7 separate regions of the Homo sapiens genome follow, and all the other regions are linked to region 1. A link is a contact called in ENCODE Hi-C or POLR2A ChIA-PET data. All regions are on one chromosome and are shown on one strand. The core of a region is the stretch at or near the end of the contact, and the rest is flanking DNA. Distances in the headings are between cores, read along the strand shown.

The links. A loop is a pair of places that touch in the nucleus more often than their neighbours do. ChIA-PET counts read pairs that join two places held with the same protein, here RNA polymerase II (POLR2A). Pooled maps may share reads with other maps.
Region 2: a map of CD8-positive, alpha-beta T cell shows a loop between it and region 1 (6-fold over the local background). The contact joins the promoter of NDEL1 here to the promoter of CNTROB in region 1. A Hi-C loop is called at or near these places in 2 of 168 maps with a recorded cell type or tissue (CD8-positive, alpha-beta T cell and naive thymus-derived CD4-positive, alpha-beta T cell) and 10 of 50 pooled maps. POLR2A ChIA-PET finds 5 or more read pairs at or near these places in 2 of 52 experiments (PC-9 and activated CD4-positive, alpha-beta T cell).
Region 3: a loop to region 1 is called in a pooled map, with 5 times the contacts of the local background. The contact joins the enhancer-like site here to the promoter of CNTROB in region 1. A Hi-C loop is called at or near these places in 4 of 50 pooled maps. POLR2A ChIA-PET finds 5 or more read pairs at or near these places in 2 of 52 experiments (T-cell and activated CD4-positive, alpha-beta T cell).
Region 4: a loop to region 1 is called in a pooled map, with 4 times the contacts of the local background. The contact joins the promoter of KRABD2 here to the promoter of CNTROB in region 1. A Hi-C loop is called at or near these places in 4 of 168 maps with a recorded cell type or tissue (B cell, CD4-positive, alpha-beta memory T cell, CD8-positive, alpha-beta T cell and 1 more), 1 of 37 single-sample maps with no recorded cell type and 11 of 50 pooled maps.
Region 5: a map of naive thymus-derived CD4-positive, alpha-beta T cell shows a loop between it and region 1 (6-fold over the local background). The contact joins the promoter of POLR2A here to the promoter of CNTROB in region 1. A Hi-C loop is called at or near these places in 1 of 168 maps with a recorded cell type or tissue (naive thymus-derived CD4-positive, alpha-beta T cell), 3 of 37 single-sample maps with no recorded cell type and 9 of 50 pooled maps. POLR2A ChIA-PET finds 5 or more read pairs at or near these places in 1 of 52 experiments (activated CD4-positive, alpha-beta T cell).
Region 6: a pooled map shows a loop between it and region 1 (6-fold over the local background). The contact joins the promoter of SENP3 here to the promoter of CNTROB in region 1. A Hi-C loop is called at or near these places in 1 of 37 single-sample maps with no recorded cell type and 9 of 50 pooled maps. POLR2A ChIA-PET finds 5 or more read pairs at or near these places in 6 of 52 experiments (A673, Caco-2, GM12878 and 3 more).
Region 7: a loop to region 1 is called in a map of CD4-positive, alpha-beta memory T cell, with 7 times the contacts of the local background. The contact joins the promoter of RANGRF here to the promoter of CNTROB in region 1. A Hi-C loop is called at or near these places in 2 of 168 maps with a recorded cell type or tissue (CD4-positive, alpha-beta memory T cell and ovary), 1 of 37 single-sample maps with no recorded cell type and 10 of 50 pooled maps. POLR2A ChIA-PET finds 5 or more read pairs at or near these places in 2 of 52 experiments (MCF 10A and PC-9).

The regions. Positions count from the first base shown.
Region 1 is chr17:7,930,860-7,934,642 of GRCh38, reverse strand. It overlaps CNTROB (centrobin, centriole duplication and spindle assembly protein), which reads right to left and starts at 2,437. Exons shown (of 19, transcript NM_053051.5): 1 at 1,294-2,437; 2 at 421-505; 3 at 97-178. The coding sequence starts at 1,563. TRAPPC1 (trafficking protein particle complex subunit 1) reads left to right here and starts at 2,697. Exons shown (of 4, transcript NM_021210.5): 1 at 2,697-2,912; 2 at 3,067-3,137; 3 at 3,494-3,632. The coding sequence starts at 2,814. RefSeq lists a silencer at 1,389-1,566 and enhancers at 1,494-1,623, 1,754-2,043, 2,074-2,133, 2,354-2,403, 2,744-2,983.
Region 2 is chr17:8,433,731-8,437,513 of GRCh38, reverse strand. NDEL1 (nudE neurodevelopment protein 1 like 1) reads right to left here and starts at 1,630. Exons shown (of 9, transcript NM_030808.5): 1 at 1,469-1,630. RefSeq lists silencers at 1,077-1,316, 1,357-1,556, 1,657-1,826.
Region 3 is chr17:7,454,252-7,458,034 of GRCh38, reverse strand. CHRNB1 (cholinergic receptor nicotinic beta 1 subunit) reads right to left here. Exons shown (of 11, transcript NM_000747.3): 8 at 3,515-3,738; 9 at 2,579-2,751; 10 at 2,094-2,241; 11 at 325-1,452. The coding sequence ends at 1,312. Among named protein-coding and RNA genes, the nearest start is that of CHRNB1, 11 kb to the right of the region's middle. RefSeq lists enhancers at 1,996-2,155, 2,236-2,315, 1,843-2,344. Within about 2 kb of position 2,059, at least 33 of the 41 ENCODE cell types and tissues checked have a DNase peak (open chromatin) inside an H3K27ac peak, as active enhancers do.
Region 4 is chr17:8,374,980-8,378,762 of GRCh38, reverse strand. It overlaps KRABD2 (KRAB domain containing 2), which reads left to right and starts at 2,059. Exons shown (of 2, transcript NM_001304947.3): 1 at 2,059-2,863. RPL26 (ribosomal protein L26) reads left to right here. Exons shown (of 4, transcript NM_000987.5): 4 at 1,071-1,247. The coding sequence ends at 1,199. RefSeq lists a silencer at 1,925-2,124 and an enhancer at 1,869-2,420.
Region 5 is chr17:7,482,603-7,486,385 of GRCh38, reverse strand. POLR2A (RNA polymerase II subunit A) reads right to left here and starts at 2,020. Exons shown (of 30, transcript NM_000937.5): 1 at 1,529-2,020. The coding sequence starts at 1,621. It overlaps SLC35G6 (solute carrier family 35 member G6), which reads right to left. Exons shown (of 2, transcript NM_001102614.2): 2 at 2,890-3,783. The coding sequence ends at 3,385. It also overlaps a transcript of ZBTB4 not described here. RefSeq lists a silencer at 1,382-1,701 and enhancers at 820-1,813, 2,512-2,581, 2,672-2,721, 1,814-2,808, 2,812-3,081.
Region 6 is chr17:7,559,448-7,563,230 of GRCh38, reverse strand. It overlaps SENP3 (SUMO specific peptidase 3), which reads right to left and starts at 1,312. Exons shown (of 11, transcript NM_015670.6): 1 at 968-1,312; 2 at 1-165. The coding sequence starts at 154. It overlaps TNFSF12-TNFSF13 (TNFSF12-TNFSF13 readthrough), which reads right to left. Exons shown (of 11, transcript NM_172089.4): 7 at 3,529-3,607; 8 at 3,338-3,385; 9 at 3,064-3,182; 10 at 2,743-2,881; 11 at 1,630-2,507. The coding sequence ends at 2,398. TNFSF13 (TNF superfamily member 13) reads right to left here. Exons shown (of 6, transcript NM_003808.4): 2 at 3,529-3,607; 3 at 3,338-3,385; 4 at 3,064-3,182; 5 at 2,743-2,881; 6 at 1,630-2,507. The coding sequence ends at 2,398. SENP3-EIF4A1 (SENP3-EIF4A1 readthrough (NMD candidate)) reads right to left here and starts at 1,239. Exons shown (of 22, transcript NR_037926.1): 1 at 968-1,239; 2 at 1-165. RefSeq lists enhancers at 1-542, 1,809-2,058 and a silencer at 1,169-1,248.
Region 7 is chr17:8,286,733-8,290,515 of GRCh38, reverse strand. RANGRF (RAN guanine nucleotide release factor) reads right to left here and starts at 1,846. Exons shown (of 5, transcript NM_016492.5): 1 at 1,651-1,846; 2 at 1,444-1,560; 3 at 1,102-1,258; 4 at 928-1,013; 5 at 429-703. The coding sequence starts at 1,727. The coding sequence ends at 580. It overlaps SLC25A35 (solute carrier family 25 member 35), which reads left to right. Exons shown (of 5, transcript NM_001320870.2): 5 at 1-455. The coding sequence ends at 11. RefSeq lists enhancers at 1,124-1,193, 1,474-1,593, 1,954-2,183 and a silencer at 1,344-1,393.

The DNA of each region.
Region 1 (3,783 bases), core at 1,188-3,687:
TAAGAGGTACAAAAGCAATAAAGGGAGAAATAAGGAACAAAACACCTGGATTTCCAAGAAAGCAAACAAGCTAGGAGAACCACAAGGAGAACTCACTTGAGCAAGGTGGCTGTGCTATCACTGTCAAAGGAGTCCTCTTCCCGTCTCTCTGAGCCAGCGCCAGGAATGAGAGGATCCCCTGCAGGCAGCCAGAGGGACCCCAAAGCCAGAGTCAGGTAATGACAAAAACAGGGGCCACCTGAAGAGAAAAGGCCTTCCTTTCCAGTTCCCTCACTCCTTCACCCCCTCTCCCAAAGAACGGGAGACTTTTCTCCTGAAATCTCTTGCTCAGAGGTTTTCCTGCCTGCTTCCTCTGTCCACTTTCTCCCACCCCTTACATCTAGGTTCTCCTTCATAGTTCTAGGGAAGGGGCTTACTCACGATAGGCTGTATCACGTGAGGTTTGGAGCATGGTCTGGAGCTGACCCCGAACACTTTCCATCTCAAAGATATGCTTAGAACCATCCTGGAAAAAAGCCACATGGAAATCAGATGCAGTCTGTGTTATCTATCTCCTACCTATTGCCAGGGTAGAATTTTCACTCCAGCACTTTGGAAAACAAGAAAAACCAAACGGATCCAATAAGGGATGTCCTAAACTTGAATCAGAAATTCAAATACTACAGAAGCCAGAAAGAGAGTGTAAATAAAATAATCGAGGAGGTATAAGACAAGAGTTGCGGAGATTCTTGCCGATTCAAGAACAAATGTAAGGACTGTATGGCTTATGGCTATCATTTTCAAACTCTGGAAGACCTAACCAGTCTGCAAATTGACTCTGACACCTTTTCTATACAATACTAATAACTATCTTCTCTGTAACATGTTGTAGTTGACTAAGCTATGTCTTAATGATGTACATGCCAAAGTTGGAACCATACTATCAACATAGTGTTGAGCTGGAAGGATCGGAGCTGCTATCCTAAGTCCCTAGCTCCCTCTTGGGATCAAGAAACCTTACCCATTCCCAGTGCACGGGAAATAGCTCACCAACCTACCCCATAGGTTTGCTCTATCTACTCGGAGCAGAGATGTCTCTCACAAAAAAACACTGGGAAGTTTCATAATTTTCAAATTATGGTGTCCCAGGTCACTCCCTCCCTTATAAGCATGGCTGCCTATGCAGTTAAAAGGAATATGAAATCCAACAGGAAGAGTTCAAATCTCATCAAAGCTTTTTATTTTTACCAACCCCAATCCCAAGACTCTCTGGTGTCTAGTGCCACAGTGGTCTCCAAGACACACTTCCCTCACCTTTTTCTTCAAGTTCTTTTCCAATCCGACTGACAAGCTTCGACTCAATTCTTGGGCGAAGCCGTCTAACCCTTCATGAGGCGGGGAGGTGGAGGGTAAATACAGCTGGGCTCGGGCCGTGGCCTCCGCCTGCCGGCTGAGGCGCAAAGAAGCATAGAGCTGGGAGGTCACTTCAGACGACACTTGGTTGAGCCCAGGGGGTTCTGATGAATCACTCAGGAGATCCTCCGCCCCGAGGGGTGAACTGGGGCTGTCAGCTGATGTTGCCATGAATACAGGGAAGAGACAACCGGAGACAGCAAAGAGCTGGGAGGTTCTGCTTTAGCAAAGTCCAGGAGGAAAAGTTCACGGAGAAAGACTTGGGAGAAGGGAGGAAGACTCCACGCCAAGGATCCTTGGTGAATTAAGGATATCGAGGCTTTCTGGTTAGAGGAAAGGTTTCCACCAGTTCCAGGGGCCATGGGAGTGGGCAAAAGCATCCCTTTCCCCAGCTCCTGGGAACAGCGTTAAGAGGGTGCAGCGCAGAGCGGGTGCGGACAGAAGACCTACTGTGGGACAACAGCGCTGCTGAAGCTCCTCTTCCCGACTACGAGTGCTGGAAGCTGCAGATCAACTCCGGCACAGGCTATCCCCGGTCAACTGAGCTCTTAAGTTCTCACACCCAAAACGTCCCAACGGAAACGGACCCAAATCCACTAGGAGCCCAATTTCTGTCCCCCTGCCCTACTAGTCCCTCAATTGGTTCCAGTCTCAAGAGAGGGCGGAACCTCACGCTCCCCCATCCCTTCACCCGTTCTACCCAGGGTCAGCTCCAGCTCCCTTGTACTTTCCCTTCGACCCCTCCTGGCAAGAAAGCCATAGCGAGCTTCCTTGTTCCCTAGAATCTCTCCCTCCCGACCACCCCAAAAGAAACCTTGTGAACCCTCAGTCACGCCCTAAGTCGTCCCTAAGAAGCACGCCGCCCTCAAGCCTAGCCCGAGATCCTCTGCCCCGACGACCACCTGGTTCCGCCTACTCTCCACCCTTCCAGTCCTCAGTCCCCAATTTGCCAAAGTGGGGGGCAAGCGATTGACCTCCTCCCCTGAGATCCCCCTCTCACGCCTCCCCCTACGCTCAAAACCGTTGGCAGCCTCCCGCCCACTGTCCACGGCTCCGCCTCTCTCGCCTCGATGACGTCACCCGCCCGCGAGACCACGCTCGCAGACACTCACATCACTTCTGTATCCCGAGCGCCTGGCCGCGCGTGCGCGGCTCCGGTGGCCACAGATTGGCTGAGGGAGGGAGGCGGAGTCTGACAAGCAGCACTGGAGCGGAGTTAATGCCCAGCCGCGGCCGAGCGAGAACCCCCCTAAGGGGCGGAGCTCCGTGGAAACCGGAAGTAACTCTTGACGGGCACTCGGAGCAGTTCCGGTGAGTCCGTGGGTGGGGTCCCCACCTGGTTGGAAGGCTGTGGGTCCGGGAACCCGAGCCCAAGGAGTGGGGGCGGCCCCGGAGCGAGGCTCACACTCCCTGCCCTGCAGATGACTGTCCACAACCTGTACCTGTTTGACCGGAATGGAGTGTGTCTGCACTACAGCGAATGGCACCGCAAGAAGCAAGCAGGGATTCCCAAGGAGGAGGTGACGAGAGGGCCCCGGTGCAGCCCGGGCGACCTCTCATCTCCAAACACCTATAGTCCCAACCCAGCCCCTCCTCTCCAAACCCCAGCTCGTTCCCACCCCCCACCCCATCTCCCGCATCAACCGAGAGCTAACTCTGCCCCTCTCCCTCCAGGAGTATAAGCTGATGTACGGGATGCTCTTCTCTATCCGCTCGTTTGTCAGCAAGATGTCCCCGCTAGACATGTACGCGGAGTCAGAGAAGATGTTGGGAGGAGGGCTAGCCTTGGGAATTTGGGGATGGGGGAAACTTTCTGAAGTGGAAGGAGCATTGGCCTCCAGAGGGGGGAAAGGGTACTTAAGAGAGGCTGAGTCCGGAGCGAGAGTGCTGGAGCTGGCAGGAGTGGGGGTGGGGAGGGTCTGAAAGTAGAGAAGTTGGTGGGGGCTAAATTGAGGGGTGACGATGGGCGATGTCTTTACTCAACCAGGCTTCTACAAAGGATATGTTTAGATAAAGAGGGAGTCGATGTTTGCGGGGATCAGAAGTGTCTCTTTGGGAGAGATTCTGCTCCCATTCTTTAACACCCTCCTCATCTCTGCAGGAAGGATGGCTTCCTGGCCTTCCAAACTAGCCGTTACAAACTCCATTACTACGAGACGCCCACTGGGATCAAAGTTGTCATGAATACTGACTTGGGCGTGGGACCCATCCGAGATGTGCTGCACCACATCTACAGTGCGGTCAGTGCCAGCCCCAGGGACCCATCCCCCAGAGCTCTTCAGAACCCCAAGACTCCCTCATCTCCCCTGCCCCAATCCTACTATATGTTTGCTCAACTCAAGAGTTTTCTCAGGGGCCCTTAGGTTCTTAACTCCCACCACCACTTTCTCC
Region 2 (3,783 bases), core at 381-2,880, 500 kb before region 1:
TAATTTTAAGCTTTAGTAACCAAATTTATCCCAGCATGGTTTAAAATGAAAACAAAAATAAGTTGTTTTGCAGATGTCATGAAAGCAAGATCTAAGTTTTACTAAGGTTCCTACTTATTTTAAGCTCTTTATCCAACTTCAATTTATTTAATTTAAAAAAATCAAAAGAACTACAGCTTCAGAAGATTTAGCAACTTCTATCTGGATCAAGTCAACCTCTAACCAGGGCTGGCCAAAGGTTTTGTTTCTCACGCACTCTAATTTTAAATAACAATAATTTTAATAATAATTCAGAAGAAATACTTCACTTGGTTTCCCTTTACTTCTCTTCAGCCCATGACTTAACGCTGCACTGTGCCCATCAACTTCACGATTTAGCAAAGCAATTAACCAGCAACTCCTGAACAAGCTTCACAGGAAGATTTTTCTCATGACTGAGCAGCCGTTTTTATCCTAGGTGAGTTTTCTCAAAAATAATTGAGTAAGTAATCTACCAGCTTCTGGCATATCTTTGGCAAGTCACATTTTCTGCCTTGTTTTGTAGCTGAGAAGGGTATAAAAATCCCACGAAAAGAAACCAGAACTCCGAGCCTAGAAATGTAAATTATGATCCAAGCTAAACCACTCACCAGTTGGTTGAACCTAAGTATAAATAATTACCCCCATCCCAGCTCCATTTACCCATCGAAATGGCGATAACATAATCAGTTGCAACCACAAGGTGATGCGGTTAGAAAAAGATAGGAAGAAGAGTGCTCTGAAACGTGTAAAGGTGCTACGTAAATAGAAGGTAATAATCAGTGGTGACAGAACTCTCACCTCCTTTGCAAAACTTAAAGGGTCATCTCATGGCTTACAGCAAGAAAAGAGTCGAGCACAAGTAACCCGAGCCCGTTGGTGACACTTTGCCGAACTCCAGGGGGAGGATGATTAGCAGTTCCGGGCGGGAGTCAGGAGAATGCCAATCCGAGCCCAACGTGGGCTGCTCGCGCTCTCGCCCCCCATGGGAGAGAGGCACTGAGAGATCAAAATGCAACCCCGCTCCAAGCCACCCTCGCAAATGAAGGAATTTCGAAGAGGGGGTAGGAGGAGGCGGGCTGGGCGCGCCGCTGCCACCTCCGACTGGGCCACTCCTTGCGCCGCCAGCGCCCCAGCCCACGGTGCCACGTCCCGGCCTCCGTCACCGCCAGCCCTCACCCTACCCGGAACGGGGCACATCTTCCGGAGGCCACCGGAATCGTTCCCTTGCAGGCGCCCCTGGGGGGCCACACATCGGACCAGGGAAGGGAGGGGACAGTTAGAGCGGTTGGAACAGTTGCCCCCAGGCTGGCCGCCCCGGAACCCGGCCCGGCCCGCCCCGGCGGAGCCTCAGACACGGCCCCGGGCCGGGAAGGCTCCCCAAGGGCAGGCCTCGGCGCCGCCGGCCCAGCGCAGCCCCTTAGGGAGCGGCCCCGCGCTGCAGGCTCACCTCCAATGTGTCAAAAGCGCATGTTCGCCGCCGCTCAACCGACGTCTCCCCTCCGCCGGCCCGGCCAGGCCCGCCCAGCCGCTCGGCTCAGCTCCCCTACGCAGCCCCGAGCTCCACTCAGCGTACCTCCGCGCCCGGCTCCTCCCCGACACGTCAGGGACTGCCTGGGTGTCCGAGGCCATTCTGTGACGCACGGGGGCGGGGCTCGGAGCATGCGCGGCAGCGCACGGGTATGCGGGGCGGGGTGGGGCGGGGCTGGTGTCACAGGGGGCGGGCCAGAGCCCGGCGCGCTGACGCCAAGCTGACGGCGTCCTCTTGCGCAGGCGTCCTCTTGCGCAGGCGCTCCTGGACTCTGCGACCGGCTGGTTTTGGCTTGTGCAGTTCCCTGAAACTGCTATTCGGGAGAGTGGTGCCAAGACGGATGGGAACCTGCCTTCAGTTTTCTGGCCACCAAGGCCCTTCAAGTGTCCATGTGTCTGTGTTCCCGTTTATAAAATGAATCTCGGCTCATAGTTCACCTCCGAGTCCATTCCCCCTGCTCGAACACCCAATGGAACATCAGGAGCATTCTAAGCATCACTCTCACAAAGCTCTGTGTTGTTTTTACAGAACTTCCACTGTTTACATTTTGTATTTGTTCTCATCTTCCTCCAGTAGAATTCTAAGTTCTATGAGAGCTAGAACCTCTTATGCCTTGCTCATCCCAACAGATAACTTGGTTCTAGGCAAAGTGGACGCTCAAATATTTGATGAATGAATGAATGGATTCGTTGGCACAAAGGGGATTTTATATTTGCCCATTTATATATTGTATATATCTGAGCATATATTCATTTTTGTATACATGCGTGTACGTGTGTGTATGGGTGTGACTTTCTCCCCTCCAGGTCCCCCAAGAAATGGAGTCCTATGTGTATATATATACCTCTTACAATCCATCTTGGTTTTTGTTTGTTTGTTTGTTTGTTTGTTTTTGAGACGGAGTTTCGCTCTTGTTGCCCAGGCTGGAGTGCAGTGGCGCGATCTCGGCTCACTGCAACCTCCGCCTCCCAGGTTTAAGCAATTCTCCTGCCTCAGCCTCCCTAGTAGCTGGGATTACAGGCGCCTGCCACCACGCCCGACTAATTTTTGTATTTTTAGTAGAGACGGGGTTTCACCATGTTGGCCAGGCTGGTCTCGAACTCCTGACCTCGTGATCCGCCCGCCTCGGCCTCCCAAAGTGCTGGGATTACAGGCGTGAGACACAGCGCCCGGCCCCATCTTGCATTATTAATGTTTATATATTTTTAGTACGTAAACACACACGTGTATGTGTGTGTGCGCGCGTGTGTATTCCCTAGCGGACTTGGAAGCAAGCTGGAGACGATACTAGCCCAAAAAGGAGGGAAAGAGGGATAGGCAACTTACATAGGGAGTGGAAACTTAAAGGAAGAGATACATTTTAAAAACAATTTTAAGAACTTTTGCTGTATAATGTACAAGGTAATCCTTTCCTTTAGGAGATGGGGTCTACTGTGTTGCCCAGGCTGGTCAAGAACTCCTGACTTCGGCCAGGCGCTGCAGCACTTTGGGAAGCCGAGGCGGGCAAATCACCTGAGGCCAGGACTTCGAGACCAGCCTGGCCAACATGGTGAAACCCTGTCTCTACTAAAAGTACAAAAATTAGCCAGGCATGATGGTGGGCACCTGTAATCCTAGCTACTCCGGAGGCTGAGGCAGGAGAATCGCTCGAACCCGGGAGGCGGAGGTTGCAGTGAGCACCACTGCACTCTAACCTGGGCGACAGAGTGAGACTCCGTCTAAAAACAAACAAAACAAAACAAAAAAGAACTCCTGACTTCAGGCAATCTTCCCACCTCAGCCCCCCACAAAGTCCTGGGATTACAGGCACCAGCCTCCATGCGGCACGCAATGTAATCCTTTCCAATTTCAGTGCTTTTAGGATTGGATTTGTGGGTGTGAACACAAAAATAATGTGTAAGACATGCCTCAAGGTGAAAACAAAGTGAGCCTAGGAGGCCCAGTTTATATTTTTGAGGGCGATGGACATAAACAGGAACAATGCAAGATGGATTGTAAGAGGTACCCAAATCAATAAAGATCAGAGAAGGGATTAATGGGGTTTGTGGGAAAGGTAACATATTACATATGCCTATTATGAATAATATTATGAATAATATGCATATTATGAAAAAACTATGCATGGATTTCCAATTTTTTTTTTGCACAGGGCCAAGCATGGTGGCCCATACCTGTAATCCCAGCACTCTGGGAAGCTGAGGTAGACAGATCACTTGAGCCCAGAAGTTCGAGAC
Region 3 (3,783 bases), core at 810-3,309, 480 kb after region 1:
CGCCACTGCACTCCAGCCTGGGCAACACAGCGAGACTCTGTCTTGAAAAAAAATAAAAAATAAAAGTAGTGAACTAGTTCAAATTTAAAACTGTGCAGGCCAAACAAAAAACACACCGTTGCAACCTCTGATACATATCGCATAGTGCTTTTTTCCCATCTCCTGTGATCCCCAGACAATCCTATAGGGCATATGCTATCATTAGTTTCATTTTACAGATGTCGAAACAAGTACAGAGCAAGCTAGTGGCTTGTGTGAGCACCAAGGTTGGAACTTGAATGAAGGCCTTCAAAACGCTTGTTTTTTCTCATTACCAATGCATGCTTGTAGAAATAACTTTTTTTAATCCCAGAGATAGTACACATTACAAAACATAATAAATTACAGAAAGGTAAAAAGAAAACGACCACAAGACCCAACATGCAAACAATAAGCACTACTTTATTTCTATTTTTATTTTTTTAGAGACAGGGTCTCACTATGTTGCCCAGGCTGGTCTCAAACTGTGGGTTTCAAGTAATCCTCCCACCTCAGCCTCCTAAGTCACTGGGATTACTGGCCTGAGCGACCATGCCCAGCTTATAAACATTATTAATTGCTGTATTTACTTCCGGAAATTTCTTTCCCCTATTCAACAAATGTTAAGCACTTACTATAGGTCAGCACCTGTGCGTGGCACTGGGCATGCTGCAGTGAACAAGACACTTTTTTTTTTTTGAGATGGAGTTTCGCTCTTGTTGCCCAGGCTGGAGTGCAATGGCGTGATCTTGACTCACTGCAACCTCTGCCTCCCGGGTTCGAGTGATTCTCCTGCCTCAGCCTCCCTAGTAGCTGGGATTACAGGCATGTACCACCACACCTGGCTAATTTTGTATTTTTAGTAGAGACAGGGTTTCTCCATGTTGGTCGGGCTGGTCTCAAACTCCCGACCTCAGGTGATCCGCCCGCCTTGGCCTCCCAAAGTGCTGGGATTACAGGCGTGAGCCACCGCGCCCGGCCAAGTCACATTTCTTGACCTCATAAGGCTTATAATCTAGTTCCTGTTCTGTGTTCTATTTCACTGGCGACCTAGGTGTTGATACCCAAAAGAGCTTCTTCAAGATCCCAAAGAGTAAATCAGATGATACTGCATTTCAGGTGGGTCCAAGACACCTGCCTACCCAGCCCTCAGTCCAATGCAGTCCCCAGAAACGAAATAAGAGGCCCAGATTCCTCGTGAAGGAGTTAAGAGGCAGAGAAGGATAGGGCTTGACAGTATCACCAAACTCTCACTTCAACTGGCAGGGGGCCTGGGTCTCAACCCTCCAGTCTTCAAGGAAAGGGGTCTGGAGGGGGCAAGTGGTACGTGGCGTCCAGGAAGATGACTAGGGTCCCAACGCTGGTGAAGATGATGAAAGTCCACAGGAAGAGGCGGTCCACTACCATGGCCACAAACTGCCAGTCCTCCTTCAGCTGTGGGTAGGCAAAGGAAACTTCCTGAGCTCTGGGCCCAGACCCCCAGGGAAACCCCCCCATTTCCCCGCCCGCTACCCGCTTGAGTCCTCCTACCACTGGTTTGAGGCAACAGCCGGCAGCGCCAACAGGAGAGCGAGACTGCAGGCAATGCATGGGCATAAAGAACCAGTAGGTAAGCAGGGGGTGGGACCAAATGAGGGAGAGGTCCAATCAGAAACGAAAGCGAGGCCGGGCGCGGTGGCTCACGCCTGTAATCCCAGCACTTTGGGAGGCCGAAGCGAGCGGATCACCTGAGGTCAGGAGTTTCAGACCAGCCTGGCCAACATGGTGAAGCCACGTCTCTACTAAAAATACAAAAATTAGCCAGGCGTGGTGGCGCGCCCCTGTCGTCCCAGCTACTCGGCAGGCTGAGGCAGGACAATCGCTTGAACCCGTAGGCGGAGGTTGCAGTGAGCCGAGATCGAGCCACTGCACTCCAGCCTGGGCGACAGAGCGAGACTCTGTCTCAAAAAAAAAAAAAAAAAAAAAAAGCCAAAAAAAAACCACACAAAAAAAACGAAAGCGAGTGCTGGTGCGGAATTTGGGGGTGGGGCCAAGGTCGCCTAGACCTGGCCTTGTTCCACCCCCGTTGGACATACCGCATCGTGGTCCTCCTGTTCCTGCAGCTGTCGAGCGATGTAGCTGATAGAGGAGACGACCTCCCGTAGCTCCGGAAGCAGGGCCACAGCCCGGTTTGGACCATCGATAAATCGCCGCAGATCAGGGGCAGACAGTTCAGGCTGGAACCTGGAAGAGGAGTGACTGGCCACGCCCAAACGCAAAGACAGCCAGTGCCGGCGACCCAGGCCCCGCTCCAGCTGCCTCCAACAACTTGCCAGTTCTCAAAACCCGAGAGCCCATCATGCTTTTCCCTCCAGCAGTGATCTCTCTAGCCTTGTGCAACTTCTTCCACCGCCTCTGTTTTAGTTCCCACCTCCCCTCAAAGTGAGCAGCAGGAGTACTACAACTCCCATGATGCTCAACCACAGCGTCTTCCGAGAGCATGGGCCGCTTCTTCCGCACACTCTTCTGGGAACTGTAGTTCTCCCTCTCCCTCTTATGTGGGTAACGGGCGTAGTCCTACCTATTGGGTTTGGGGAAGAGAAAATCACTTGGCGGCTTCCGGATGAAATATTCATCTGTTCCCCGACCCCAGCCACTTCCTGGAGAAGAACAGTGAGGGGGCTCCGGCATCAGGTCTCTCTCGGGTTTGGGCCTTTTTAGACGCAGGTACAGCGGAAGTTTGTGAATGAAGATCTGCAGAGTAGAAGAGGCGTATTGGTGGGGGCTTTCATGCTTTCAGACCAGAAGGGAAACAGCCAACCACCCCACTCCACATGCCCATTCCCGCGCGTGAGTATGTGCGTGCATATTCTTCCACAAACGAGCTACACAAGGAAATGCAGCCACACAGACCTAAGAGCTCTTTAGTGGGTTGGGCCTGTCGCGGTGGCTCACGCCTGTAATCGCAGCACTTTGGGAAGCCAAGGCAGGTGGATCACCTGAGGTCAGGAGTTCAAGACCAGCCTGGCCAACATGGTGAAACCCTCTCTCTACTAAAAATACAAAAATTAGCTGGGCGTGGTGGCGGGTGCCTGTAATCCCAGCTACTTGGGAGGCTCAGGCAGGAGAATCGCTGGAACCTGGGAGGTGAAGGTTGCAGTGAGCTGAGATTGTGCCATTGCACTCCAGCCTGGCCACAAGAACAAAACTCCATCTCAAAAAAAAAAAAAAAAAAAAAAAAAAGCTATTTAGTGGGTTGGGAGGTATCCCAACTGGAAAGAGAGGGCTTCCAATCTGATAGTACCTAACCCTAAGAATATTTCCCTGGGACCCGAGATGGGCAGTATTGATGAAGAGAGTATGGGATCTGTGAAATGATAATGATGGGGGCTAGCTTAACTGTGCAACATTTCAACACTCAACAAGCTTGGACACTTCAACACTCTGCCACATAGCTATAGTTCTCCCTATGGTCTGTAAAAGGAAAATTGGGGTTGGAGGAGGAGATCTTTCTTACCTGACGGACCCAAAGGGGCATTTGGTGGGTGTGGGGTGAGCGGTGGTGCAGGTTGAGAACCACGACACTAAGGATGACTGAGAAGGTGACGAGGACCATGGTAAACATGAGGTACTTGATAATAATGGGTACTGATAGTGAGGTCTCAGGTACTTTGTCAGCCAGCAGCAGCAGGAACACAGTAAGGGTCAGCAGGGCAAAGATTGAGAGCCCCATCTTCTCTCCTTGGAGGGCAGAGGGGAAGAGAGAAGGATTAGACTTGCCTGAAG
Region 4 (3,783 bases), core at 810-3,309, 440 kb before region 1:
TGAGTTCAGTGACTGTGGAGATTTTTGTTTGGTCTGCATGCTGTATTTCCAGCACCTCTTTTCACCCTTTCCTCGCATTCATAAGACTAAAATTTATCATAATTTGGATGTCTTTTAGGATTGGAACTGTTGGAGTAAGATCGTATTGTCATCTTCTCACTAAAGATTTTGCAGGTGGAATTATGTGTGGATGCTACCTTTAATTTCTAGCATTAAAATTCTGAAGTTACTTTATTATTTTTCTGTTTGGGGGTGGGGTTTTTTTTGTTTTGGACAGAGTTTTGCTCTTGTCGCCCAGCCTGGAAGTGCAATGGTGCGATCTCAGCTCACTGCAACCTCTGCTTCCTGGGTTCAAGCGATTCTCCCGCAGTAGCCTCCTGAGTAGGCATTCACCACACCCTGCTGTTTTGTTACTTGTTTGTTTTTTGAGATGGAGTCTCGATTGATCGCCCAGGCTGGAGTGCAATAATAGCACCATCTCAGCTCACTGCAGCCTCCGCCCCCCCAGGGTTCCAGAGATTCTCCTGCCTCAGCCTCCCAGGTAGCTGGGATTACAGGCATGTGCCACCATACCCAGCTAATTTTTGTATTTTTAGTAGAGAAGGGGTTTCACCGTGTTGGCCAGACTGGTCTCAAACTCCTGACCTCAGGTGATCCGCCTGCCTCTGCCTCCCAAAGTGCTGGGATTGGGGGCATGAACCACCGCACCCAGCCTGAAGTTACTTTGGAAACAAATATATTTGTATATGACAGCTTGTAAAACTGTAGTGAGAAGAGCAGAATCATATATTTCTCAGTGAAAAAGAAACAAATCTTATAATGAAGCACAGAAGAGGCTTTAAGAATTACTGATACCATCTTGCCTTTTCTCCTTTGTTGGTAGGAAATTAGTAAATAAGCCAGGTTTGATGGCTAAAGAGTGATTTCTGGAGTTTTTTAAAAGTTAAAATCTTTTCTTATTAGGCATCCACCTACCCCAGGTTTGGGAAATGGTATTGAATGTTGGGCTTTCCCTTGTGTTTTAGTGATTATTTAAAGCTTGGGAGTGTTTTTTTCTTATTTTTCTGCAGGTGGTTATCACTAGGCTAAAACTGGACAAAGACCGCAAAAAGATCCTCGAACGGAAAGCCAAATCTCGCCAAGTAGGAAAGGAAAAGGGCAAATACAAGGAAGAAACCATTGAGAAGATGCAGGAATAAAGTAATCTTATATACAAGCTTTGATTAAAACTTGAAACAAAGAGCCTGTGTTTTGTGTGTGGTGATTTAGGACACTCCCTAGTTTTCAGTGGATCAGTCTCTTACCTCTGATTTGTTGGTCTAAAATTTTTCTGAAATCAGGACTGATGAGATTTTTTTTATAGTGGGCAGCAGCATTTGAGGATATATCAGAAGCTGGAGGGGTGTCATTGAGAAGAAGAAGGCCTACAAGAAAAGCTAGTTGGAAACACTTCCTCTTGAACCTGTCTTTTAACTTGCTTACTATGGATAGGTTGCTATATGGACAGGCTATATTTTTTACCTTACTGCGTAAAAGTTTGTATTGCCATTGGATAGGAAGTCTTGCTTTCAATAGGATAAGAAGCTTCTGTGACTTTATAGCTTCTAGATGACTTCTTCAAGCTGTTCCTCCAGATTGAGAGGTCTCGGGTTCAGGTTATCTGATAGACCCATGGGCCCCCTTTACCTTGTTTTCTGCACAAGTGCTGGATGAGTGCCATCAAACCAAAACCTAACACGTCTTTGAGTTAAAATATAAACTAAACTGCAGCTTCGTCAGGATGAAGTGAAAAGGTGTGAGGTGGCAGCAGTGTGTGTGCTCCTGCCGTTCCTCATTTTAAGCATCTAAACAGGACACCTGAAGCCCGTTTACTTTCCAGGCTGGAGACTTGGCAACAACGTGGGAATGGGGAACGGGCCCGAGTTAAGTCACTGGCTTAGCCAAGGTCACAGCTGGCATCTGGGTGAACAGCGCTGCACGGTGTCCGCGGTGCCTCTAGGGGGCGGGGCTTCCGGCTGGCGCTGACCGGCTTCCGGCGGAGCGGGCGGGAGGTGGGGCGGAGTTGCTGCTCGGGGGCCTCTGGGTGGAGGGGGATTCAGACGCCGCGTCTGGTGTGTCCCTTTCTCCTTCCTGACCTTCCTCAGTCTGCAGCTCTTTTCTCCACCGCGCGCCCGCCTCAGCCGTTCAGCCCTGAGCTGGCGGGTGGACGGGCATGGATCCAGGCGGTGGGAGCAGTCTGCGAAGTCAGGGTAGGAAGGCTACACAAAGGAGGCGACATCCCAGCCCGGTCCTCAGGAATAAGCGGGCGTGCCCGTGTGGTGTGGACGGTGAGGGGACACTGTATTAAGTGCCTTATCTGCATTATCATTGAATCTTCATAGCAATCGATTGTGATGGGTACTGGTCATCTCCCCGGGTTGTAGATGAGGAAACTGAGGCCTCAGTAACTTTGCTTTAGTCAGTAAATGATAAGAGTCAGCAAATGAATTCCCAAGCGTAGACTCGGCCGTACCGCTGCTCTACCTTGCTAATAACGACCTACCTGTAAGCGACATTTTTGACAAAATGTCCTTTAAACATCTTTTGTGCTCAGCTCTGTATTCGTGGGCCCTCCAAAGGGGGTACAGGCAGGTAGAAGCCTCCGTCCCTACCTTATAGGTTGTATATATCTGAACTGGTCGACTAAAGATGCAAAGCGAAGTGCTCCAGTGAGTGTGGTACAGGTTGTTGAGATGAAGGAGAGATGGCAATCAGCTAAAGTTACTGAATACGTCAGGAAGGAGGCTGGTTTCAGCTGGCTGTGATTGGGAGGATCAATGCGAGGACATTCCGAGTCGGAAACAGCCAAGGCGAAGACTCACAGGTGGGTGAAGGGAGTAAACATGGCTTTGGAAATATTTCCAGTTTTCTCTGACCAACTCGTTTATCACCTAGCCGTCACATAGATCACACCAAGAAGCTGATTGATTTACGGTCACATTTCTTTCATGTTGCTTTGGAAAAGATACTGAAGCCTCGGGCAACATAATGAGACCCCGTCTCTACAAAAAAAAAAAAAAAAGAAAGAAAAGAAAAAATTAGCTGGGTCTGGTGACGCATGCCTGTAGTCCCAGCTACTTGGGAGGCTGCGGTAGGAGGATGCCTTGACCCTGGGAGCCGTGATCATGCCACTGTACTCTAGCCTGGGTGACAAAGTGAGACCCTACCCTCTCAAAAAAAAAAAAAATGAAAGAAAAAAGATATTGAAAGCTTAGAAATGTGCAGGAGTGGGCAAGTAAGATGAATAGGTTAGTAGGTCCCGACGTCCTGGGCTGCGTGCAGCCCACAGGCCACAGGTTGGACAAGCTTGATCCAAAGGAAGATGCCGCCTCTCCATCACAGCCAGTTATTGCCAGGCAGCAATGCCGCCAGTGCAGCCAGAATGTTGCCTTTTCAAGAAAGCCAGAAATCGAGGCTGGGTGCAGTGGCTCACGCCTGTAATCCCAGCACTTTGGGAGGCAGAGGCGGGTGGATCACGAGGTCAGGAGATCGAGACCATCCTGGCTAACACGGTGAAACCCCATCTCTAGTAAAAATACAAAAAATTAGCTGGGCCTGGTGGCAGGTGCCTGTAGTCCCGGCCACTCGGGAGGCTGAGGCAGGAGAATGGCGTGAACCCGGGAGGCGGAGCTGGCAGTGAGCCGGGATCGCGCCACTGCACTCCAGCCTGGATGACAGAGCAAAACTCTGTCTCAAAAAAGAAAGAAATCGAGATTTATGTGAAATCTCCCAATCTGTAAATAT
Region 5 (3,783 bases), core at 771-3,270, 450 kb after region 1:
CTATCCACAAACAGCCACTTAACTCCATTCTTTCCAGCCAGTGGGCTCCTCTACTTAGCGCCACAAGGGAAAAAGTCCAAGTCACCAATAGCTCTCCCCTAGGGCTGCCCTCCTCTCTCTGGTCTCTCCTCCTCTCGCATCAGTTCTTCATAGAGCAACTACAGCAGTAGTTTTTTCAAATGTGCTGTCACTCTGTTTATAATTGTCAACGACTACCTACTGAAAATGGAATTAAGTCCTGACTCCTTACCATAATATACAATATCCCATGCTTCTCCAGCCTATTTCTGTAACACTCTTCTCTCATCCACTAAACCTCAGCCACACCGGCCGCCTTTCACCCTGTAGGACAAGCCCAAGTTCATTTCTCCCTCAGGCCCTTTGCACTTGCTATTTCCTCTGCCGGAAAAGCTCTCGCCATCCAAACTATGGCTTCGACGACTGGCTGCCTCTCATCATTTGGGTAATGTCTTCTAAGATAGGCCTTCCCAGACCCTGACGCCATCCCATCTAAAGTAGCCCCACCTCGACGGGCGCGGTAGCTCACGCCTGTAATCCCAGCACTTTGAGAGGCCGAGGCGGGTGGATCACCTGAAGTCAGGAGTTCAGCCATTGCACTCTGGCCTGGGGAATAAGAGCGAAACTCCGTCTCAAAAAAAAAAAAAAAAAAAAAAAGACGGGGGAGAATCACCTCAGGGCAGGCGTTCGAGACCAGCCTGGCCAACATGGCAAAACCCCTCCTCTACTAAAAATACAAAAATTAGCGGGGCATGGTGGCGCATGCCTGTAATCCCAGCTACTCAGGAGGCTAAGGCAGGAGAATCGCTTGAACCCGGGAGGCGGAGATTGCAGTGAGCCGAGATCGTGCCATTGCACTCCAGCCTGGGCGACAGAGCAAGACTCCGTCTCAAAAAATAAAATAAAATAAAAATAAAAAAATAAAGTAGCCCCAGCTCAGTGACTCTCCATGGGATTACCCCTTTTCACTCTATTCGAGACAAATGCCATTAACTGAATTATCTCATTCATTCATTGTATTCATGTTTACTGCTTGCCCTTTCCCACAGACAGTGCTCTTGAAGGTAGGGTCCTGGTCTGTCGTGTTCACCTCTGTAACCCGAGTCTCCTGTGTCTTCAACAGAGCAGGTGCTCAGTTAACATTTGTATTACAGAAGAGGAGGAAGCTACCCGGGTTTGGCTTCTTAACCAAACTTGTAAAGACTCCCTAGGATTCGTCGGATCGCCTTTAACGTCGGTAACTCTGGAGTGTGAAATCAGTCATCCTTCTCTCCCTCCTTCTCACCCTCCAGCCAGCCCCCCATCTCGGACAAAGCGCTACGCCTGCTCAACTCTTTGCAAAATATAACTCTGGGAGGCCCGAGACTGGCGCCTACACGGCCTTGGCGCTGCTGAGCCATGCTCCTGGCCCGTCACCCATAAGCAGCGAGAAAGCGCCAAGTTTCCGCAGCCCCCGTCCGGCCCCGCCCGCCAGGGGAGGAGGGGGGAAGGGGAGGACAGAGCCGCTTACCAGTTCATCCGGACTCAGGACTCCGAACTGGACTCTCTTGATGGTGCGCAGCGGGCATGCGCTGTCCCCCGAGGGGGGGCCACCCCCGTGCATGGCGGAGGCAGGCGCGCTGCGCAGGCGCAAACCTCACTACAAAAAGCCTGCGCCGCCTCCGCCTAGGTGCTCAGACCTCGTCAGGGCGGCCACCGGGAAGGACCTCCCCGAGTTGGGAGGAAAAAGCCGGAGGAGGGGAAGGTGGGGGAGGGAAGGAGGCGGGGAAATAAGGAGCGAAAGGAGCCCTTCTTTCCCTTACCGGAAATTTTTCAGCTCCCAAAAAGGAAAAAAAAAGAAGGGAAAAGGAAAAGGTTTTTGGGGGAGGAAGAAGAAAAAGGGTAACGAATAAATAAGTAACCGGGTTCCTGAACGGCAGAGGTTACGGCAGTTTGTCTCTCCCCCTTCCGGGAGCCGCCTTCTTCTCCAACCGTCCCGGCCGCGCTCTCGGCGCTTCTGAGCAGCGAACTCGCTGAACGACGCTTCTTATAGATTCGCCCTCGCGTCCCCGCCCCTTCCTTTCCCGCCCTCCCTTGCGCTACGGGGCCGCCTGCGCAGGCCCGCAAGGGGTGCGAGCCAGAGTCGTGGGTAAACCCCCCGCTCGCTGGTTGGGCGACCTTTTGAAGTGACAGGGAGAGAAGAATTTTTTTCTTTAATCCCACCGCCTCTCCTCGCTGCTCCCTTTTGCACTGAGGCTTAAGGTTTGAAGACTCGAGGGTAAAATTGGGCCGCTTTCATTCTAGTTTGGACAACGGTTTCATCTTCAGCAAAAGCCTCTCATTCGTAGCCCCCCCCAGCTGGAAAATGGTCTGCTCTGCGAATCGGTAATGGCGGCGGGGCGGGGCGGGTCCTCCCGGGGAAGGGCGGTTGCTCATGAATATGCAGTTCTCTTGCTGAATATGCATGAACAAACCAAGATGGCAGGACCAGTGGCTTGTCCGGAAGTAGCCGATGTTTGTCAAACGGCCCCCGGAGACGGGTGGGCATCTCCTGGCCTGTAATGCCGCGCTGTACCGAGCCATGATCCTAGATCCATGGCCTGAGCCTCTCGAAGAGACTTCAGCTGGGAGGCCTGCTCTGGAAGGAGGGTGGCCACTGTCCGGGAGAGATCACGGGACCGCGACAATCCGAGAAAAGCAGATTAGCCATGGGGCGGGCCACGAAAGTCCTGGGGGATTTGGGGTCAAGGCATCTGAACATTAGGAAATCCTCCACTTTGTAGAATATTTCAGGAATAAAATGGGGGGCGGGGATCCCAAGGGGTTCTCCAATGAGAACGGTCGTAGGACTTTCCACTCTCCCTCCAAAGCAGAGACGACACCACTGCAAGCCACATTCAGAGTAATCCTTGTTTGATGTCAATGTCACGTCACCACCCCAAGGGGGGGGCACAAGCACGAGGAAAGGAAACCTTTGCCGTGAGGGGAGGGGTGGGGAGGCACGCTCCCCTCCCCCACCGCAGCTGCTGGCTCTGTCTTTGCCGGAACACTCCAGCCCCAATGCTCTTCTCTTTGCTGCTGAGTGAAGTCCTCCCCGTGGCCCACGGCCTCCCTGCCTCAGCCGTTTGGATCTGCTCCTCAGACTTTACCCCTTAGTTATGCCCTGATTCCAGGACCCAGCCTGGTCTCCACATCCCTTGGTCCCAGGCTGGCCCCAGGTCTTCCAGGTAGTCCCTCTCCACCAAGTCCCCAAGTCACCCTTGACTCTGAGAGGTATCCCTCTCCCACACCAGTTCTTTTCCAGTCACTTCTCCTCCCATGTTTGTCTTCAGTCTTTGCCTCTATTTATCCCTGTCCCTCCCAACCCCCGGGCTCCCAAGTTCTATCTCACTCCTCCACCTTCCCTTCCCTCTCACAGCTGAGGTTCCAGGCTGTGATGATGGCAATGCTGCCCAGCACAACCCCTGCCCCCACGATGTCAGAAGGTGCCACAGTCTCATGGAGCATATAATACTGCAGTATAAGGGCCACCACCACCTCGGAATGCAGGACAGCGCACACCAGGGCAGGGTGGGCCTTGGTGACCGCATAGCTCACACATGTGAAGGAGACCAAGGCGAGGATCCCCACTGCCCCCACACAACTCCAACTCGGGAGATCACTGGGCAACACGGGGGGCTGCAGCACAAAGAGGCCTGGCACAGAGCCCAGCAGCCCCACCAAGCCAGATAGGAAGGCCACTGTTGGGAGGCAGGAGGGAAAGTGCAGAGAACGATAGACCAGAAG
Region 6 (3,783 bases), core at 63-2,562, 370 kb after region 1:
GATCTGGCCCAAACCCTCCACCTGACTTGAGTCGGGGTTTGGGAGGTGGGGGCCAACGAAGACGCTCCCGCCTGGGACTTGAGTAAGCTGGGGGTATGCCGGGTCCAGGAGGCTCAGGCCCCCAGGACCCGGTCCCTTGTATAGTCTCTTTCATCTTCCAGTACCCTGAAAAACAAAAGATCAGGGTATCAAAATCTAAGCATCACCCCACCGCAGATCCTGCCTCTCTTCCTGGCCATGCCTCCTCTGGATTCAGATGCAAATAAAGAAAAGAGGAAAAAACGCAAAACTCCTAACTTAAGATCTTCCCGGTTAACGCGGTCCACAAGGGGCCCTTCAGGGTCTGTGCCATCATCTCTCCCCAGTCCAGAGACAAGGGAAAATGGCTAAGCAGCAGGCCTCAGAGATCTTATTTCTAAGATCACCAGGCCAAACCCAATAGCACTGCCAGGTTCTACGTCTTTATTTTAATACCACCAGGGCTGTCCTTTGAGGGCCCAACAAGGGCAGTTTCTTTCCTCAGGGACATGATAACCGTGGTACTTGAGGAGAATGCAACTTGCACGTGGAAACTGGACTGGAATGGGAGACAGTTCTCTAACACCCTGGATGAACGGGGGGCATGGGAAGGCTGCGGTCATCTCAAGTGCAGATGCCAGGGATATGGTTCAGGGGGCAGAGGCTGATAAACGGGGAAGAACTTTGAAGGAAACTTAAAGAGAACCGAATCAAGACGCTGGGACAGAACGGAGCGCACAAGCCAGGCCGGCCCAGCCCCCTCCTACTTCATCCTCGGGGACCAGAATGCAACCCGGCACCAGTCCGGTCCCACGAGCTTGGATGGCTCGGCGCACACGGGCCTTAAGAAGCCCCTATGCGGGCCTCTGGGCCCCGGTTCGGTGGGAGCGAGGCCCAGGAATGGGAGAGGCCAAGGCAGGGCTGGGGGGAGGGGAGGGGGCGTCCTCACCGGGAGCGGGGAAGCCGGGCGGACGGGCCCGAAGGCGGGCGTCTCCGGCCTCAAGCTTCCCGGCTCATCTCTCCGGCGACGGCGGCGGCCCCGCCACTCCTGCTGTCTTTAGGCGCAGCCGTCTCAATTCAGGATTCCAACGCTTCTGGGCCGCGTGCCGCGCCGCCGAGCACCCCGCCGCGCCGCCTCTGGCTCTGCTTCAGCTTCAGCTTCCACCTCCACCTCCACCTCCGCCACCGCCGCCACCAGCGCCACCGCCGCCGCCGCCACTCCTCCCCCCCTCCTCCTTCCCCTCCCGCGAGCCCCGGGCCCACCGGCAGCGGTGGCGCACGATTAGTACGTCACACCCGGCGAAGAGCGCCGGCGCGGCCACCAAGCGCGCGGTCCCGTCTACCCGAGGACGCCGGCGCCACGGGACTGGCCAGCCCAGAGCGCTACGCGAGGCTGCGCCTGCGCACATCCGCCGCCCGGCCGCGCGTGGCGGCCCCGCCACTTTCCCTTTTGCGCCGCGCTCTGTCTTCTCCGCGCTCGCGGGCCTGACCCTAGCGGCATCCCCAGTACCTTGATCCGGCGGGGGGCGCGCCACAGGAGAGCCAGGAGGGCGGGAGATCCCCGTACGAGGACCGGGCTGAGGCGAGGCAGTGGGGGAAATGGAGCCGGGGTATCATTCATTCTATTTTATTTAACTTTAAGCAGGGCTTGATCAGAAAGAAGAGCTCAGAGGAGTGAGGCAACACCAACACCAGGGCGTACGATACACCCGAGGCTCCTCCGACACCAGTTCCAGCCCGGAAGGGCTTGGAATGGCCTGCCACGCCGGGGCAATGGAGCGCGTGAAAGCCAAACCTTGGGACCCGAAGAGTAATTTGACTGCGAAGGCACCGTCATCGTCGGGCACCCCCTGTAGACGGGCGCATAATAGCTACATCTCTGGAGATAGTGATGGAAACTGGGGTCCGATAGATGGAGAGAAGGACGTAGGATAAGGCTTCTTGTGGGGTGAAGAGGCAGAGGGCACCTGGAGAGAGGTGTGGCATGGAGAACCAGGGGTTTTCCCTAGCAGAGGGCGGCTTCGTGGACTTCGGCCAACCGGCGGGTGCTTCCCTCGAGCGGCCGCTAGATGGTGGTGCTGTTCTGGATGCTTCCAGTGGGCCCCGACCAGGTCTGGACAATGCCTGGCGCCCGTCCCCCGCCCCTCATCTACACACACGCAAGAATTCGGAGCTCCATGGGGAACAGAAGCAAGATATCCGTAAAATCAAAGTCTAGGGGGTGGGAATGAAAAGGGAAAAGTGAGGAACGGGGAGCCAAACCCAGGAAGACGCCTCTGTTCCTGCACATTCCCTCTCCTTTATATACTCAGCTCTTGGCTGTCTCCAGTATGTACCCACCCTGGTCTTCCAAGCTGGGAGCCACTTTTTATAACACAATCACAGTTTCACAAACCCCAGGAAGGTTCCATGTGGAGAGAGGTTAAGTTTCGCCCTTGCCCGGGGAATTATGACACTCAGAATATCCCCTTGGTGTAAATGGAAGACACCTGAGAAAAGAGAGAAAGTAGATTCGCAGTGAAGCACAGCCATCCAGATGCCCTGTTTCCCCCTGCCTTCTCCAGCTCCACCGTTCCTCTGCCTCCTGTAAGGACCCGGCATTCTGCACTTCACTCCTCAGACCCGCCTCTGTTTAGGTTTCCAACCTCCCTCCTAGCGGTAGCTCCCTGCACTGCTACCCCCGGTCAGAGACGTCCTGCTTTCGGCTGCCCACACGGCTCTCACCTGCGCTATAGCAGCTGTTGTAGGCCCGGTCCGGGTGGGAGGGCATACTTCTTATACATCGGAATAGAGTCTCCTGCCTTCCTTGGCCTTCTCGAGACACCACCTGACCCATGGTGAAAGTCACGTCTTGAAACAGGACCTGGCAGGGAAGGGAGATGTTGAAGAAAACAGGATGGCCTGGCTCAGTTCTGGGAGGCCTCAGGAGCGCTAACGAGGGAAGAAAGAAGGGTCTGCTGGGTTTGGTATGAATAGAGGGGTCAGGAACCCTCAGTAGGGGGCCAAAGAGGCCCTCTGTGAAGCTCAGAGTGTGGCTGGGGTTACCTGGCTATACAGCAGATAAACTCCAGCATCCTGGATTCGGACACCATATCCTTGGGCCTGTAGGCCTCTCCCACGCCTAAGAGCTGGTTGCCACATCACCTCTGTCACATCGGAGTCATCTGGAGGTGAGAGTGTGTCGGTCAGGACTTCTTGGCACTCTCAGGTGCTTTTTGGTTCTTTCCCTTTCACCTATAAGGACCCCTTGAGCCCAAGTGCCAGCCCGAGTTCCTGGTTATTGCCCCTCCCCAAAGCCATTATTTAAAATAGTGCTCACCCTTGGAGGTGGCGTTAATGGGAACCAGGTGCAGGACAGAGTGCTGCTCTGAGGAGAGAAGGAGGGAATCTCAGCCGCATCCACTTTCCCCCGTTGTGCTGTTGGCAGCCTCCACCCTCACCCTGACTCGGGCTTACAATCCCCACGCTGCTTGATCACCTCCCACCCCTGCTGCACCCTGGAAGCCTCACTCTTCTGTTTTTGGGTGAGCACTGCTCTCCTTTTCCGGGATCTCTCCCCATTCTCCCAGGCTTCCAGGGCATCGGAACTCTGCTCATGGAAAGAGGGTCAAGGTTAGGTTAAGATGCGAGGGTCCCAGCCAGCCTGCCTTCCCAGCCCTCCCCTGCCCCCGAGATGCCTCAGATCTCTCACGCACCTTTTCCCAGCACCCTGAGTGTTGGTGCTGGCTGCCCTCCAGGATTTGTTAGGTATGAGAAGCATTAACC
Region 7 (3,783 bases), core at 597-3,096, 360 kb before region 1:
ACACTAAATAACAGCCGCTTTCCCAGTCTCCACCAAATGAGCACTCCTTGGCCACTTGTGCCTCCACCACTATGTCCTGGTGACTACTGATTAGGTGACCTTTCATCCATCCATGGGGGACAGCCAACCCCACTCCCCATCTGTTCTCAGGGTTGAATCACTACAAGAGATGAGTTTCCCTTCTTTCCTTGGGTGTTGCTTTAAACCTTCCCTACCCATTCCCTGGGTAACTCACACCCCTCTCTCAGGGCTGAACGAGTCATCCCAAAGTGTATTTCCTCCCACTCACCACTGCCACCCTTGAGTCCCTCCTGCTCCCATGCACAGTTTTAAACTCCTCCCTCCAAAACCAAAGGGAATCGAGAGACCCAATTCCCAGGCGTCTGGGACCCAGGTGTCCTGTTAGATTCAAAGGCACAGAGATTATATTGATTATAAAGCAAGTTTATTCTGAAGAGGGATTGTCTTATGTTTACGCACAGGGAAGAAATAAGAGGAAACCCTCTTTTCAACCTCTTTTCCCCCTCACAGAACCGAGTCCCCAAGTTCTCAGCAACATCATGCAGTGCTTCAGCGCCTTTACTGGGGACCAAAGATGTTAGGATCGTGAAGGGTCAGACTGGTCACCAGCTGTTCAAAGTCACCCAGGCTCCAGGGTGCAGGTGACAGATTTTCGGGGCCAAGAGATGACCTGTTGTCAGGGCTTGGGGTGGGGGAACAGATGGAGACAGAACATCATCCAGGCCTGAGGTTTGGAAATTGCCAATTCCTGTTCCCCAGAGGACCTGGGTATCAGTTACCCCAAACCTCTGGCCCACTCCTGCTTCCTTGGAGGATCCCACCAGTGAGTCTCCCTGTTCTGTCCCTCCCAGCCCGATTCTCCTGGGAACCCAGTCATGAGATACCCGCCCGTTCCTTCCTCCTTACGGGGGCTGATTGAAGGTAAGCAAGAGATCAGTCTGGTACTGGGGCAGCCTCAGCAAGGCCTGATGAAGTGTCACGTCCTTTGCTACCTAAGGGGATCAGAGTCAGGATGCTTACCTGGATCTCTGCGTCCCCGCTACCGCCCTTCCAGGACATTACACACTCTCGGGCCCTCACCTGCTGGTTTTCCTTAGCTATCTGCTGCTTGCCAGAGAGGACCCAGGCTTCTTGACAGCGGCCCCTCAGGGCCAGGTTCTCCAAACTGAGAGGCTGAACAGACTCCACATGGACAGCCCTAGCCCCCTGCACGCCACCAACATCCTCAAAGTGGTACCTGGAGTAGGGAAGCGGGGTCAGGAAGGGACATCTCTGGTCGCCTCCCCGGGAGCATCTTTAAGTTGCAGGCCTGGCTCCCGGCCCGTGCGTGGTCTCACCGCCCGGATTAACCGTCGGCCGCGGGCCCCGCCCACTGGTCCGACCCCGCCCCTGCCATTGGCCAGCCGGGGGCCATTCCCTCACCGCGCAGCCGCTTCGCCCCGTACGTGGGCCTGCAGCTCGAGAAGTTCCACTATCAGGCTCTGGTCCGTCACGGGATGGCAGAAAACTTCTTGATTGTCCGGGACCGGTCGGAGGTCGCTGGAGTGAGGCGAGGCAGACCCTGGTTGACCCCGGTCTCTTCCCACAACCCACCCAGTCAGCCGCCCCTGGGCGCCCCGGCCTTCTCACCTTACGTCAATGGCCCCCATGGGGAGGATGGCGGAAAAGGCGCCCCCGAACAGCGGGCAGTCTCTCGTGGGCTCCATGGGTCTGAGGCTGGGTTATGGGCATTAGAAAGGTTTAAAAGAAGTCCACATTGGGTCACGTGGCATCGGCTCCCTGGGTTTCGCAGCTGCCACCGCCACCCGGGTCTGGCTTAGCTCCCGGATCCTTTAAGATTTGGCTCCGCCCTGCGCTCTCGTTGGCCAATCGGCGCCAAGACCCTGGGGGCGGGGGTCAGCGGCTTTGCTCCGGAAGCCGCGCTCTTAGGAGTGCGCCTGGCGGGACGGTGGGGTCTGCCTTGGGGTTGGACTTAGGGTTAGGGTCTATGTCGCCCCCGGTGGTCACGAGCATGCTCCCGCCAGCCTCCTCTTGATTGATTGATTGATTGATTGATTGACAGGTCTCGCTGTGTCGCCCAGGCTGTAATGCAGTGGCGCGATCACCGCTCACTGCAGTCTCCACCTCCAGGACTCAAGTGATACTCCTGCCTCAGCCTCTTGAGTGGCTCCTGCTCCCGCCACCACGCCCGGCTAAATTTTTAATTACTTGTAGAAATGGGGCGGGGTGGGGAGTGTCTCCCAATCTTGCCCAGGCTGGCCTCAAACTCCTGGACTCAAGCGATCCTCCCGCCTCGGCTCCCTAAGTGCTGGAATTACAGGCGAGAGCCACAGCGCCTGGCCTCCTCGTCCTTTTCAAGTGGTCACACCTTCCAAGAAGGTCGCCTGAGACCCTCCTGAGGGGCAGGTGCTCGTCAAAGGGGCCCACGTCTAGGTAGGGTCTCTTGAGTCAGGAAAGCATAGTTTCACGGTGTTCTGGGCCTCTGAAAGAAGAATGGGCTGCCACCCAGACCGCTAATTCATAGATCTGCTGCTGGGAATTAGGGGAACAATGCGTCCAGGTTAGGATTCAGGTCTCACATCTTCCTGAAAGTGAGAGCCAACCTGGGTATTAGAAATCTAATTCCTCTCAAATATTTGCCTTGGGAATGCTCCCGGGCAGGTGCAACCCCACCCCCAGCTCCACACACCTGGACAGAAGCACAGATTAAACCCTCTTTTGTTTGTCTTTTACAGATTTGTTGTGTTCTTTAAGTTTTAACTTCACTATATCATTTCAGTTCATTTCTCTATTCATCTTTGATCCTCAGCACCCGGCACGGTGTTTAGAGCATAACAGACCTGATATATATTGGGTTTTTTTGTTTTGTTTTGTTTTTGAGATGGAGTTTCACTCTTGTTGCCCAGGCTGGAGTGCAATGGCATGATCTTGGCTCACTGCAACCTCCGCCTCCTGGGTTCAAGCTGTTCTCCTGCCCCAACCTCCCAAGTAGCTGGATTACAGGCATGCACCACCACACCCAGCTAATTTTGTATTTTTAGTAGAGATGGAGTTTCTCCATGTTGGTCAGGTGAGTCTCGAACTTCCGACCTCAGATGATCCGCCTGCCTTGGCCTCCCAAAGTGCTGGGATTATTACAGGCGTGAGCCAGCGTGCCCAGCCCAGACCTAATATATATTGTTAAGTGATTGAATAAACTCAATGCAAATGTCTGGAACCCAGGAGATCACCCATACCCTCATGGATTCTAGATGTCACCTACTTCCCAGCCAAGAATTGGGCAAGAGGACTCTGATCTTGAGGCCATTCCACAGGGTTCCAAGTGCTGACCATACCTCTGGACCCTAATGACTTAGTGAAATGAAGCCAAAGGGTACATATTTATTGGTCTCTTACCTTGCCAGGCCCTAATGTGAAGGGCTGGAGATACAAAGACATTTAGGACACAGCCCCCGATGCCTCACTGAAGGAACAGTGGAGCACACTTTGAGTCTTTTTTTGTTTTTTTTTTTGAGAGGCGGTCTCACTGTTGCCAAGACTAGACTGTAGTGGTGCAGTCGTAGCTCACTGCAGCCTCAACCTTGTGGGCTCAAGCCATCCTCCTGCCTCAGCCTCCTGAGTAGCTGGGACTACAGGCATGCACCACCATGCTCCGGTAATTTTTGTGTGTGTGTGTGTGTTTTATTTTAGGGATGGAGTCTCACTGTGTTGCCCAGGCTGGTCTCGGACTTCTGGTCTCAAGTGATCCTCCTGCCTTGGCCT